Regions from separate parts of the Homo sapiens genome. Here region 2 is linked to region 1. A link is a loop called in an ENCODE intact Hi-C map of the cell type or tissue named here. Cell type or tissue: dorsolateral prefrontal cortex. All regions are shown on one strand. Links, peaks and the distances in the headings refer to the core of each region. The heading gives the core; the rest is flanking DNA. Region 1 has its middle 20 kb from the start of LINC03005. Region 2 holds the start of LOC102724736 (a long non-coding RNA gene).

Region 1 (2,921 bases), core at 153-2,652:
CTTCCTTTTCCTTCCGTCTTCTCTTCCTCCCTTCCTCTTTTCCTCTCTTTCTTTTTTTGCTTACTTTCCTGGGGATCAGCCATTAGGGGCTCTACCTGGTTGGCCCAGCCGATGCTGTCACTAGAGCCAGGTGAGACTTTCTGGCTTCTATGTCCATGCGGTAGCAACTCTGTTCCACAGGCTGCAGACTGCAGCGGAAATGAGTGTTGGACTGGAAACCTCGTGATCTAGACTTGCTTTAACATTTAGCAACAGGCTGCTCTTGAACAAACACCGTTTCTAAACTATAGTTTCCTCTACAGAGATTTGGAAAAGGTATTATCTATTCTGCCTACTTAATGAAGTTATAATGTAAAGAAGCAAAACTACTGGATGTCACAATAAGTTGGAAATCTCCAAAGCCTCAAAAATACCCAAGGCAGTGGTTCTCAGTTTTAGCTTGCATCAGACTCACCTGGAGGACTTGTTAAAACGCAGCTTGCTGGACCTCACTCTCAGAATTTCTTCTTCACTGGGTCCGTGGTACCCGGGCATTTTCATGTTAATGCTGCTGATGGCAGTATCAGTGGTTGAGAACATTGGTCTAAGGCATTATTATAAAATGGTCTAATCTCACAGTTTGCATCTGCTCTCTGTGATTCCCTTAGATCTAAAATTCAGAGATGCCATTAGGAACATAAAGGTGCTAAGAGGAATTTGAAATGACCAGGAGCGTAGGTCTCCAGAAAGTGCCTACCAAATAGGAGCTAGAAGCAGCTGAAAACAGATTTCACCTGAGGAAGCGCCACAAATTTCTAAGAAATTATATTTTAGACCTTGTGTTTCCTTGGATGATGAGTTAATTTACTTTTCTGGGCTATGAAAGTAGTCAGTATTATCTTTTAATTGAAGCCTAAGAAGGGACAACTGAGAAGGGGCCTCCTGCAGGCCTCTCTGCTGCAGCATGTTTAATGGCACAGTTCTGGCTTACTCTAATGAAGAGGAACAGGACACTGTCAGCTTCAAAGAAAATTTTCTGTGCTTTAAATGGTAATGCGGAGAGCATAGTAGATAATTTTAGCTGGAAAATCAAAATATGCTGTGACACAGCTATAAAACTCTTTGCTACGAAGCCAATATCATTCTGGCTGATGGCTATTAGACCTCACAAAAGGAGGTTAATTAACGAAACAAACCAGTTGTAAAACGGTCTGAAGGAAGTCTGGTGTGTTGCGTCAAGCTTTGAGGTGCCAAATGAGACTACATCCACCTAAAAAGAGGGGAAGCTGGCTGGATGGCAGAGAAACTCAGAACGCCTGTAGATTTGTATCTAAATCTGGCTTCTACGGCATATCTACGTGTAGTATGTGTGCTTGACCAAACATCAGAACAATCAGGCCTTTGAAGAAATGATGGGTCAGCCTAATTGGTCTTTCCCAAACAGTTGCACATACTGTTAAATTAAAAAAGAAAAGATGGGTCAGCTTAAAGCCATTCGCATGACTTGGATTAGCTGTCAAGTTCCCGCAAAGGCCAAAGCCAGGAATCCTTGCTCACTGTTTCTTCAGGGTACAAGGATGGGTTCGACTGGCAGCATAGCTCTTGGTTGCCCTCTGCAGGGACAAACATCCGAAGCTTTTTGTCTGGGGAAAAGACTCAAGAAAATTGCAGGCCTTGGAAAGACGGATGGGCTTGAGGCAGTAAATTTCAAGGCATGTCTGGCTCTTTAAGGGCCTATCCAGTGTGGGTGCTTTAACAAGCAGGCAATATTTTCAGGAACTGAGTTTAGTGCTTCAGATGTACAGGGGATTTGCTGACTTGAGGAAATGGAGTAATTCAGGTCTGGGGCAAATAGGAGAATATGAGAATTATTTCTTTTCTTCCCCCTTCATTGGAAGGCTACAGCTTGTGTGTGGTGGGGTGGGGGGTGGGGAACGGAGGGTGGAGCTTTTATGATAAAACAAAAAATAATACAAAACAATATACACACACAACTCTTGTTTTTATATATTTAGTACTGATGTCAGTGGAACTAATGAAAAGCAGATTGGTCACAGCAACATAGAAAATCAATTCTCGAGCTTTCTCTTATTCAGGTTTTTGATAGTACATTGCTCTCATCTGTTATGTGAGGGTCTCCAAGTGATTTTCCAATGAGTTGTTCTTTAGAGAAGAAATGAAGACACTGAAGACACTTGCTCTGGGTCATACACAATAATAAAAAGTAACCTCTTTCTTCCAATGAATGCTTTCTACGGCCTTCGATTTCAAGGCTGACATGAAAGAACTTTTATAATTCTCTTCCATGAGGCTCTTTCCGGGTAATAGAAGTCATCAGCTGAAAAATGAGATATGCACATTATACGTGCATTCATAAATTAATATTGATCAACTCCTCAGATATTTTATGACTTCATGGTGACCTAATGCTTTGTCATTTCCTCATATATTAGCACGACTTGGAACTAGTAAATGTGGCTATGTAACTACTTGTTCAAAGGTGGATGAAAGACTAAGTCTCTAGCTTATTACTAAAGAGTACACATTTCTCCTAGACACATTTGCATTAACATGTCTTGAGGAAGTATATGGAGGGGAAAATTAGGGAATAGGGTATAAACGATCTCTAAACAGAAGCCTACACTTTTGCTATTTCTCTTTGTTAAAGGCAGATGAAAGCATGCTCAGTCATTTTGGCTGAAAATGCAATAAGAAATATCAGTGGGGCAAAGGTAGCATAAATGCTCTATAGATAGCTGTTTTCCCCCCTCCACAAACATGAGAAAGAATATAACATTTGAAAGGAATAAAAATAAAGGGCCTCAGTTTGGCTCTCAGTTTCCTTGTGTACAGTAATAAAGTTGAGTAATAGCAACATATCAATGTGTGTTCCACAGGAATGCAAATTCTATCGCATGTAAGTACGCATCCCCCAAAATAAT
Region 2 (2,921 bases), core at 183-2,682, 75 kb before region 1:
TAAAGAGCATCGGTTAAGAGACCAGATACCAAAGTCAAATGGTCTAGGTTCAAATACCAGCTCCATCACTTAGGTGCACATGCTGGGCTAATTATTTGACCTCTCTGCTTCAGTTTCTTCATTTGCAGTATGAGAATGATAAGGTATTGTAAGGATATATTTTTGAAACATACTCAGTCAATATGAGCTATTTTCTTGAGTATCAAGTAGAGGGGGTTAGTGAGACAATAGAGCGAGGAGACACTAAAGAGGTAGATTGTAATCTGATGACAACCAGAGGCTGTCTTATGCCTTGTCAAAAAAGGTCTCCTAGATGTGCCGATGGGGATTTATGCTGGAGAGTCCGGTGGCCATATTAATGGCATTGTGGCAGGAAGGAAAAGGGAAAATTGGAAGAGTCTTTTCATAAAAAAATAAGAGTGGAGGAATAGTCCAAAATTTTGCCTTAGGTAACCAGATGAATTGCAACCATTAACATCTGAGGCAACATCTGAAGAGGAAGTGCGTTATTGGGAAATATGATAAATTTAATTTCATTGCATTTACAGTGTCTGTGGGACATCAGCTGGAGGTATTCAATGAATGTCTGGATATAGAGCAATGTCTCAGAAGAAAGTCTAGAAATAGTGCTGTCCAATAGAAACCTACTGTGACCCTCAAATGCAAATTATTTAGTACATTAATTACGTTTTATTTAACACAATATATCTAAAATGTTATTTCATCTTGTAATCAATACAAAGTTATTAAGATGTTTTCTTGCCAGATCTTAAACTTGGTGTGTAATTTTATACTTAGCACATCTCAAGCCATATGTCAGATGCTCGGTAGCCGTATGTGGCTTGGGGACTACCGTATGGGACAGTGCGGTTCCAGAATATGGTAATGGGGAGGATTTATACATTTAGCAATGGTCAGTTGAAAGACTGCAGACACTGTGCTAGGAGCAAGAATTCAGTGATGTGTAACACAGACACATTTTCTCCTTCACTAAACTTTCAAGTTATTAGGGAATAGCAGTTCTGCTGGCCTTAATGTTCTTTCTGTGCAAATTAAATAACAGTGAAGTCACTGGGCAGAGTTGTCCCAAACCAAGTATCACAGAGCACACATGAGATTTCTGTGCCTCTTTTTTTGTTTGTTTGTTTGTTTGGAGATGCAGTCTCTCTCTGTTGTCCAGTCTGCAGTAGTGTGATCTCGGCTCACTGCAACCTCCGCCTCCTGGTTCAAGCGGTTCTGCTGCCTCAGCCTCCCAAGTAGCTGGGATTACAGGTGCACACCACCACGCCTGCCTCATTTTTGTATTTTTAGTAGAGATGGGGTTTCACCATGTTGGCCAGGCTGGCCTCAAACTCCTGACCTCGTGATCCACCCTCCTCGGCCTCCCAAAGTGCTGGGATTACAGGCGTGACCCACTGTGCCCGGTTGAGATTTCTATGCCTCTTTACCCTCTCTGCCCTGAAACTTTTTGTAGTACAAATCATACAAAGTCATAAGTGGGGATGTCACAATTTACCCCGTCAGGGAAAGCAGACATTTACAAGTACTTAAAATAAAATGAGAATGTTATAAGGGAAGAAACTCATGTGAGGGGACTTGGTTGCTTAAAGATCAGGAATGTCTCTGAAGTAATGACATCTAAGCTGGGAACTGAAGGATCACCAGGAATTAGACCAATGGGAATGTGGGTGGGTATTCCAGGCAGAAAGTAGGATACATTTGAAAGTACAGAGGTGAGGCCCTCAGGGAAAGTCGTGGAGCTAAGAGAGATTTGGACCATATGTGGAGAGGAAGAGAGGAAGGACATGAAGTTAGAGGGTCTAGGGACTTCTCTGCAGGGTGGATTAAGGGATCAAGGGACACACAGAGCCAGGGATACTAATGATGTTAGTAGACAGCAAGAGATCTTGGAAGGAACCTGGGAAGGGGCAGTCAGAAATGCAGAATAAAAACCAGAAATGAGTAATGACATACAAGACAACTAGTGAGGGAAAATTCACTTTGTGAAAAGGGCCAACAATGTGTCAACTACAGCAAGGAAGTCAAGGCTGAAAAGGCTAAAAAGTGGCTGTGGGATCAATTAATGAAGGCAGCGTTGAGGCCTTGGTGAGCACAGTTGTGAGAGAAGAGGTAGAAACCAAATCGTAGCAGTGGAAAAACAAATGAAGCTTGAAGAACAGAAGGTGTTTTAAAGAAAGCTGTCTGTTGGGAAGTGAAGGAAGGTGACGTTCCTACAAAAAGAGAAGTACACCATAACGTTGGTGAGAGTTGTTTGCTCTTTTATTTTATTTTTGTTTTTAATCGTGGGATACTAGCACATCTCTAAACTTCATATTCCCACTGTTCTCTGTTCTCTCTTCAACTCTGTTACAGAAAACGATACATCTGGTCCTTTTTTTTTTTTTTTTTTTTTTTTTTTTTTGAGACGGAGTCTCACTCTGTCTCCCAGGCTGGAGTGCAGTGGTGTGATCTCGGCTCACTGCAGCCTTCACCTCCCAGGTTCAAGTGATTATCATGCCTCAGCCTGGTACTATAGGTGTGCACCAGCACGCCCAGCTGATTTTTTGTATTTTTAGTAGAGACACGGTTTCACCATGTTGGCCAGGCTGGTCTCGAACTCATGATCTCTGGTGATCTGCCTGCCTTGGCCTCCCAAAGTGCTGGGATTACAGGCGTGAGCCACCATGCCCAGCCCATCTGATACCCTTTAGAAATGGACACACGAGTCAGAAGGTGTTATTGGATTCTCCTTGTTAACTTATTGCACAACTTGGGGCCTTGTGATTGAATGGGTGTTGAATTTGGATACACAGGATTGAGTCATCAAGGGACCATCAGAGGAAGAGCCTAGTAACCACTTTCTTTTCCCTCTGTCTATCATTGTCCTCCCAGGTATGAGTGAAATCATTCATTTTTCACTG

The links. Hi-C counts contacts between places; a loop is a spot of excess contacts. Peaks named below come from ENCODE experiments on the same cell type or tissue, not always from the same donor. Only the 100,000 strongest peaks of a DNase experiment are listed, where the experiment ranks them.
Region 2: a loop joins it to region 1, with 3 times the contacts of the local background. A loop is called at or near these places in 4 of 110 quality-filtered maps.

What each region holds. Positions count from the first base shown.
Region 1 is chr6:22,735,985-22,738,905 of GRCh38, forward strand. No RefSeq gene overlaps it. Among named protein-coding and RNA genes, the nearest start is that of LINC03005, 20 kb to the left of the region's middle. In dorsolateral prefrontal cortex, for the core only: a CTCF peak has its summit at 1,589 (motif pointing left); a DNase peak (open chromatin) is centred at 1,557.
Region 2 is chr6:22,661,042-22,663,962 of GRCh38, forward strand. The region is part of intron 2 of LINC03005 (long intergenic non-protein coding RNA 3005); the gene reads right to left. It overlaps LOC102724736 (a long non-coding RNA gene), which reads left to right and starts at 1,353. Exons shown (of 4, transcript XR_926578.2): 1 at 1,353-2,261; 2 at 2,893-2,921. In dorsolateral prefrontal cortex, for the core only: no CTCF peak of the experiment used is centred there; no DNase peak of the experiment used is centred there.